2 separate regions of the Homo sapiens genome follow, and region 1 is linked to region 2. A link is an interaction called in ENCODE POLR2A ChIA-PET data of the cell type or tissue named here. Cell type or tissue: MCF 10A. All regions are shown on one strand. Each heading gives the region's core, and the rest is flanking DNA. Links, peaks and the distances in the headings are about the cores only. Region 1 has its middle 15 kb from the start of PHACTR4. Region 2 overlaps PHACTR4 (phosphatase and actin regulator 4).

Evidence for each region. ChIA-PET counts read pairs that join two places held together with the same protein. Peaks named below come from ENCODE experiments on the same cell type or tissue, not always from the same donor. Only the 100,000 strongest peaks of a DNase experiment are listed, where the experiment ranks them.
Region 1: POLR2A ChIA-PET joins it to region 2 with 5 read pairs; 7 of 35 experiments call an interaction of 5 or more read pairs at or near these places.

What each region holds. Positions count from the first base shown.
Region 1 is chr1:28,352,588-28,356,982 of GRCh38, forward strand. No RefSeq gene overlaps it. Among named protein-coding and RNA genes, the nearest start is that of PHACTR4, 15 kb to the right of the region's middle. In MCF 10A, for the core only: no CTCF peak of the experiment used is centred there; no DNase peak of the experiment used is centred there.
Region 2 is chr1:28,436,332-28,440,726 of GRCh38, forward strand. All of the region lies in intron 2 of PHACTR4 (phosphatase and actin regulator 4), which reads left to right. Among named protein-coding and RNA genes, the nearest start is that of SNHG3, 67 kb to the right of the region's middle. RefSeq lists a silencer at 927-1,221. In MCF 10A, for the core only: no CTCF peak of the experiment used is centred there; DNase peaks (open chromatin) are centred at 1,190 and 1,770.

The DNA of each region.
Region 1 (4,395 bases), core at 279-4,278, 84 kb before region 2:
TATCTCCTCAACTTTTTTTTTTAGACAGTCTCTGTTGCCAGGCTGGAGTGCAGTAGTGCGATTTTGGCTCACTGAAACCTCTGCCTCCTGGGTTCAAGCGATTCTCCTGCCTCAGCCTCCCGAGTAGCTGGGATTACAGGTGACCACCACCATGCCCGGCTAATTTTTGTATTTTTTAGTGGAGACGGGGTTTCACCATGTTGACAAGGCTAGTCTTGAACTCCTGACCTCAAGTGATTAGCCTCCCTCAGCCTCCCAAAGTGCTGGGATTACAGGCGTGAGCCACTGCGCCCGGCCATAAATAAATATTTAATTAAAATAAATTAAGAAAAAGCTTTCTCTCTGCATTGTCTCAATTTCCTACAAGTTTCTTTCTTCCTTTTTTAAATTTTGCTAAGTGTTTTATAATCACAACAAACTAGTACAGAGAATGCCCTGTACAAAACACAATAAAGGTTCAAAGACCGAGGTGTTCCCTTAGCAAGGCTGAAAATTTCAGTCTCTGGTATTTGGAATTTAGGGTGCAGTCCTTGTTTTTGGATGGATACTGGGTGTGTGGCACAGTCCATGCTTTTAAACAGATTTGAACAGAAGAATGGCCATTTGGCCCAGGTAAAAGCAGATGAAGTGGCTGGGCGTGGTAGCTCACGCCTGTCATCCCAGCACTTTGGGAGGCCGAGGCGGGCGGATCACCAGAGGTCAGGAGTTCAAGACCAGCCTGGCCAACATGGTGAAACTCTGTCTCTACTTAAAATACAAAATCAGCCGGGCATGATGGCGCATGCCTGTAATCCCAGCTACTCAGGAGGCTGAGGCAGGAGAATTGCTTGAACCCGGGAGGTGGAGGTTGCAGTGAGCCAAGATTGCGCCATTGCACTCCAGCTCTGGGCTATGGAGCAAGACTCCATCTCAGAAAAAAAAAGAAAAAAGTAGATGAAATCTCCAAAGCTCATTTCCTTACCTGTAAAATGAGAAATAATAATATAATTAAACTATGATATCAGCCTTTTGGAATGAACATGAGAGTTAAAGGAGATAATAATGTAAACTGCTTAACACAGAGCTCAGAGTAAGCACTTTTAATTTTTAGCTATGATCATGATCTTTTTTTTTTTAGATGGGAGACTCTCTGTTGCCCAGGCTGGGGTATAGTGGTGCAATCTCAGCTCACTGCAACCTCCGCCTCCTAGGCTCAAGCAATTCTCCTGCCTCAGCCTCCTGAGCAGCTAGGACTACAGGCACATGCCACCACGCCCAGCTTTTTTATTTTTTTTTCCGTATTTTTAGTGGAGACAGGCTTTCACCATGTTGGCCAGGCTGGTCTCAAAACTCCTGACCCCAGGTGATCTGCCTGCCTCAGCCTCCCAAAGTGCTGGAATTACAGGCTTGAGCCATCATGCCCGGCCGATCATGACCATTTAAATTTTCATTAAGGTACTTCATGCAGTGCTTGGCACATGGTTGATGCTCAAACCTATAGCTATTGCAATAAGTTACCTACAGTTTCCAACTGCTAGGGTTATGGCTTTGTTATTTATTTTTTAAAAATTGTTAGTGATTAACACGATCTTTAGCCTAGTACCTAGGAACTTGTCTCATCATCTTGGTAACTGACAAGGCCTGGCACCATGCCTGGCATCATGCCTGGCACGTAGTAGGCACTCAGTACATAGCTGTTGAATCATATTAAATTGAAATGAATATCCATTCAGACATTAGCACAAGAGCTGTGTCACTAAATAGCTGTCATTGCAAAATTTACAGACAACAATGACACAGACATGCTTGCATAGTTTGTAAGCCACGATTTCAACTTCCTGCATTGCAGACATCTCAATTAATAATCCCATTCCACTCACATGATCCTTAGAAAGAAAGGGCAAACTAATAGAAATATCTGGTTTAGCAACTAAAAGAATGAGCTCTAGTCTAGGTAGATAGAGGCTTACATCCTGGCTTCAATATCACCTAGTGGGTCAGTTACTTAATCTCTGAGTTTCAGTTTTCTTATCTGTGAGAAGGGAATAATAATAGAATCTATTTAATGAAGTTATTGTGAGAATAGTGCCTTCCAACTGCTGTTCTCTTTGCCTGAAACACTCGTTTCATGAAGGGTGAAACCCCATGTTTGGATTTTGTGTGTGTGTGTGTGTGTGTGTGTGTGTGAGAGAGAGAGAGAGAGACAGAGAGACAGGGTCTCGCTCTGTCGCCCAGGCTGGAGTGAAGTGACTTGATCTTGGCTCAATGCAACCATCGCCTCCCAGGCTCAAGCTATTCTCCTGCCTCAGCCTCCCAAGTAGCTAGGATTATAGGCATGTGTCACCATGCCCAGCTAATTTTTGTATTTTTATTTATTTTTTGAAATTATCTTTTTTTCTTTTTTTCTTTTTTTTTTTTGAGACAGGGTCTCACTCTGTCACCCAGACTGGAGTGCAGTGGTGTGATCTCAGCTCATGGCAACCTCCGCCTCCCAGGCTCAAGGGGATTTTCCTGCCTCAGCCTCCCAAGTAGCTGGGATTACAGTCACGTGCCACTACTGCCCAGCTAATTTTTGTATTTTTAGTAGAGTCAGGGTTTCACCATGTTGGCCAGTCTGGTCTCGAACTCCTGACCTCAAGTGATCCACCGGCCTCGGCCTCCCAAAGTACTGGGATTACAGGCTTGAGCTACCCTGCCTGGCCTCCATGTTTCACCTTGTTAATTCCCCCGATTTTTCAGCTTGACTGTCACTTCTTCCAGAATGCCTTCCCTGCCGCCCATGGTAGGTTGGGTTCACTGTTATACTCTCCCTGTAGCACCTGTCAATTACTCTTTATAATTACTTTCTTTTTTTTTTTTTTTTTTTTTTGTGTGTGGAAATAGTCTTGCTCTGTTGCTCAGGCTGGAGTGCAATGGCGAGATCCCAGCTCACTGCAACCTCTGCCTCCTGGGTTCAAGCAATTCTCCGGCCTCAGCCTCCCAAGTAGCTGGTATTACAGGCACCTGCCACCACACCCGGCTAAGTTTTTTTGTATTTTTATTAGAAACGGGTTTTCACCGTGTTGGCCAGGCTGGTCTCGATCTCCTGACCTCAGGTGATCCACCTGCCTCTGCTTCCCAAAGTGCTGGGATTACAGACATGAGCCACTGTGCCCGGCCTATAATTACTTCTTAAACTATTCCCTTCCTTTCTGAACTGTGAATTCCCAAAGGAGAGGGATAGTGTCTGTTTCATTTATTCCTGTCTCCAATGTCTAATAGTCTCTTGGTTCATAATATTTTGGGTGGACTGTTCTCGTTAACTCTGTGAAAAAAACAAGATAATAATGCACATAAATACAGAGCCCAACATTTAGCAAACTCTTAATAAATGAGATTTGTTAGTAGTATTAACAACAGAGTATTGTACTGAGTTTACTTGCCTTGAGAAAACTAATGGGAAGAGCAACAAATTAAGATAGGTATTGTGAATCTAGCTCCGTATCTCACTTGTGATATGCCCTTGACGAAATGTCTGTTCTTCTCATTTTTCCACTATTTAAATGAACATAAGATATTCATCCTGGTGTCCCACTTAACTTGGTTGCCGTAAAGTCTGCCTTTTGCCAGACCACACCTGAAATGCTGTCCTGCGTGCCCCCAGTTTCTAGATTCCATACTATCCTTGTGCTTCTCTGCCTTCTCAGCTATTATTGACCCCTGACCTTTCTCCCTTCTATTTCTGTCTAGCTCCTCAGTTTGTTACACCAATTGGCTACCTCCCAGCTTTTAGCTTTGAAATACATTTGTCCTCATGATAAAGACCAAAATCCTTAAGATGCTAATGGAAGCCTCATCTTCTTCCTGCTGTCTTGCTCACTGTGCTCCGGCCACCTGGCTACCCTGAGGTTTCCCAGAGGCACGAATCTCCCTGACCAAGGCCTTTGGACCCAACAGTCCTTACGCTTGGAGCAGCATCCCCACCTCTTTATCGGATTCACCCCCAGTCAACTCCTGTTTCAGCTTTAGCAGCACTTCTTCAGGGAGCATTACTTAGCTTCCTTGGAAGAAATTAGGTTTCTCTGTTATATGCCACCTTCCGTATAGATCAGTGTAATACACTGTCAGGACTTCACATTTTATTGTATTTTATTTAATTCTTTTCTTGTCTTTTCTTTTCTTTTGAGACAGAGTCTTGCTCTGTCGCCCATGGTGGAGTGCAGTGGTGCAATCTCGGCTCACTGCAACCTCCGCCTCCCGGGTTCAAGCGATTCTCCTCCCTCAACCTCCTGAGTAGCTGGGATTACAGGCACGCGCTACCGCATCCGGCTAATTTTTGTATTTTTAATAGAGACAGGGTTTCACCATGTAGGCCAGGCTGGTCTCGAACTCCTGACTTCAGGTGATCCACCTGCCTTGGCCTCCCAAAGTGCTGGG
Region 2 (4,395 bases), core at 140-4,139:
TGTCAAGTGATCCTCCCACCTCAGCCTCCTGAGTAACTGAGACTACAGGTGCACGCCACTCCACCCAGTGGTAGCTGTCTTTTATTGAAGGAATATTAGGGCTTTGGTACTTACTAGCTTGGTGATATTAGACACAGGATTTGACCTTACTAGCCCTAGTTTTCTTACCTGAAAATAGGGTAAATAAATATACCTCACAATGCATGGTTAGTTGTGGTGATGATTAAATGCAGTAACAAGTGTAAAACTCCTTAATATATTACTCAGAATTGTTAGCTTCCTCTTTTACCTTCAGATGTTAGTGGAATAATCCAGGTTATGTGGAGGTTATGTTAAGGTTGTGTTATGTGTGTCTTTTTTACATTTAGAAAATTTAGTGTTAGTATACTAAATAAAAATTTATCAAGCTGTATCCTTAATATTTATGTACTTGGCTATATGTAAGTTAGTTACGGATAAAAAAGGAAAAATCAATGTGCAAACTGGACGTTCATTTGCTGCATGTGATTAGCTGATCTTTCCATGTATTATGCCCAGCATGTAGGGCTACTCTTTGTAATTTTTTATTCCCCAAGATCATATGGAAATTATTGAGTTTTAGCAAGAAGAGACTGTTATATAATACCTTCCAAATATTTATTTCGTTTATTGTTTTAGTAAGCAGATTTTCAGAAATATTTGTTTGTATTCTCAGAAAAGGTATATTCAATCCTAAAATACTGTTTCTAATGTTATTAATTCCCAGTACATAGATCTCACCTTGCTTTAGGCATGCCCACCTACAGGTAGGAAATAAAATTTTAGAATAAGCAGCATGTCTTAGTCTGTTCAGGCTATTATAACAGAATACTATAGACTGGGGGGCTTAAACAACAAACATTTCTTTCTTTCTTTTATTTTTATTTATTTATTTTTGAGACAGGGTCTTGCATTGTTGCCTAGGCTGGAGTGCAGTGGTGTAATCACAGCTCACAACTCACCTCCTGGGCTCAGGCAATCCTCCCACCTCACCTCCCCTCCCTCCAGTAGCTGGGACTACTGGCACATGCCACCATGCCTGGCTAATTTTTAAATTTTTTATAGAGACAGAGTCTCATTATGTTACCCACGCTGATCTCGAGCTCTTGGGCTTAAGTAATCCTTCAGCCTTGGCCTCCCAAAGTGCTAGGATTACAGGCATGAGTCACCAGGCCCAGCCACAGACATTTATTTCTAACAGTTCTGGATACTGGGAAGTCCAAGGTCAAGGTGCCAGGAGACTGGGTATCTGTGAGGGCCTTCTTCCTGGTTTCCAGACAGTTGTCTTCTTGCGTAGCCTCACATGATGGAAAAAGAGAACTCTCTGGGTCTTTTTTGATAAAGTACTAATCCTATTAGTGAGGGCTTTAAAACCCTCAATGACCTAATTATCTCCCAAAGAACCCATTTCCTATCACCATCACATTGGTCATTAGAATTTCCATATATAAATTGTAAGGGGACACAAACATTCAGTCCATAACACAGTGAAATCTGATACTTTTGAGGTAAACCTGTGTCTAAAACACACCTTTGAATGGACTACTGCTCCTATTAGCCTTTTACTCAAAACCATCCTGGTGTTTTTGTGTGATTAAATTTGTAAATTCTTTGGTGTACTCTTGAGCAGGCTCCCTTTCTTCTGTGACTCAGAGCCTGGAGCGTTGCAGCCAAGCTCAAAAGTCAGGAACGGGGGTGTGGACTTTTGGGCTATGCCAGTCAGCAGCCAGAATGTGGTTGGCAGTCTCCTCCCCTTCCTGCACTTCAGCTCTACACAGTGTGCATTCTGGAATGACAGGCATTCCTGTGTGAAGAGTGCCAGTGTGAAGACAGTTTTGTAAGAACTGCAAGTGCTCAGGCTGTATGGGAAACAGAAACTTCAGCAGATGAACTGACCTTATGCCATTTCCTGATGTTTGGCAGTGACACTGAAAGAGGACCGCATGTCCCCTCTTTATGTGGATTTATCTTTTATGAAAAGTTTGCTTTTGTCCGGGACAGTTTGTTGTCGTGAGATACATCAGACAATATAATCATGGGACAAGCTGATGTCTCCAGACCGGTAAATCCAGATGCAGTTGGTGAGTAATAGAAGGCAGAGAAACAGAAAATCTTGACAGAAGCAAGGCAGATTTACAGGTGAACTTGAGTATTTATGTGAAGTTAAACACGAGAATGTTGATGATCCCAACTTTGAAATGTTTATGTTTGTGAAGAATGAATGAAGTCATGCGGAACATGGCGAGAAACTTTAAAAAATTAAGTTTTTTAAAACTTAAAAACTTAAATTCAGTTTATTAATTTATCGCTCACAGTTTTGTTTTACTTGATCTCTTTGAAGTTTTTTATATTATATTGCTAAGGAATTATCTGTTAATTTCTTGCCGTTACTAAAGATAAATGCTACAGAAACTTATTTAGAATTCAGAGATATTTTGTTAGTATTTTACAGAACTTGGAAAATAGAACTGTTGACTTCTATAGACAGAACCACTTTTAAGAATTAAGTTTTTAGACTTGGTTATACATTTTCCTAATAAGTCTCAGGCATTTTCCATTGCACTAGTGTTTCCGTTTCTCTTAAGTCAACACTTTGATATAAACTTTTCTGAAGTTAGTACTTTACATTTGAAATGTTACTAAGGGATAGCTAGAGAGCAAGCTGATTGTGAGTATAGCTCAGAGTTTCAAATCTTCTATGTGAAATGGTAGTCACTTGTCACTGCAAGCTCATTTTCCTAATCTTGTAGGGTTTTATATGACAATCATAAATTGGGAAAAACAGTTTTAAGCAGATGTTCATTAAAGGGTTGCTTAAGTATAAGCAAAACTAGGGAAAGCCTGTGAATCATTTCTAGACATTATAATATTTAAGAAAGATTTATACCTTCACTTTGATTTATGGAGCAGCAGAAAACATGTTCAGTCCTAGGCTGCATTTTTTGTTTTTTGTTTTTCAGAAACAAAAAATGTTGGTGACTTAAAAAAAAAGCATAAAGTGTGGAAACACAGGTAACACTCCCAAATGTTTCATAATGTAGTGAGATTTTGTTTCTAAAGGTAGTATTTTCACCTGAGAGCTTCCTAGATGAAATATCTTCAGTATTTTTCATGTATTATTGAAACTGAGGCACATGGATCACAAAGTGAGTCATTCAGCAACAGATTTTCAGAACTGAAGTCAGGACTTGACTCACTTTACCTTGATCACTAGGGCTGTGTCTTTATCAATTCATTAACTCATTTAAAAAAATGAAATGTTTCATAAATAGAAAAAGGTATAAAGAAAAATATAAAGAATCATCTGGGGCCACTCCCCAGCCTAACAGATGAAATTTAGAACATAAAGATAAACCTCACACTATCCTTCTCTTCTGCATTCCCTTCTGATGACATTTTGCTTCTTTGTTTCCAGAATTAAACACTCTCCTATATTTGATAAATAACTCACTTTTGGGCTGTAAATTCTCCTGTGGTTTCTACGCCAAACATTAGTTGTTTGTTAGCAAGTATAGTAAGGACTCAATGCTAGGCATTTATCTATGAGATGGAAATGAAAGGGCTTTGACAAACAATAAATTGTAAAGCAAGTAAAATTTAGTGGTGAGTGGTGGTATTTAAGAAGAATGCCCATCTAAGATCTATATACTGTATTAAAAACTTCATCTGAGGCCGGGCGCGGTGGCTCACGCCTGTAATCCCAGCACGTTGGGAGGCCGAGGCAGGCGGATCATGAGGTCAGGCGATCGAGACCATTCTGGCTAACACGGTGAAACCCCGTCTCTACTAAAAATACAAAAAAATCAGCTGGGCGTGGTGGCGGGCGCCTGTAGCCCCAGCTACTCGGGAGGCTGAGGCAGGAGAATGGCGTGAACCCGGGAGGCGGAGCTTGCAGTGAGCCGAGATCGTGCCACTGCACTCCAGCCTGGGCGACAGAGCGAAACTCCGTCTCAAAAAGAAAAAAAAAAAAAAAAAAAAGTTCATCTGAGTAACGTTTGGTATTTGTATGCTTCTGAAAAAAAGTAAGAATCAAATTCATCAATTCTTTTTTTTTTTTTTTTTTTGAGACGGAGTCTTACTCTGTCGCCCAGGCTGGAGTGCAGTGGCTTGATCTCGGCTCACTGAAAGCTCCGCCTCCCGGGTTCACGCCATTCTCCTGCCTCAGCCTCCCGAGTAGCTGAAATTCATCAATTCTATTCCTACCAGTAGCCCTAATAAAAGACATTTGAGGAAGAAATAGAAATCAGGAGCTTAACTAAGTTTTTTATGTTTCCTCTGGATTTAATTTTGGGGTTTTATTTCCTATTACCTAGATAATAAGTAGTTGACTATCAGCAGTTTTCATGGACTGACTCCATTATTATGCTATTTATAATT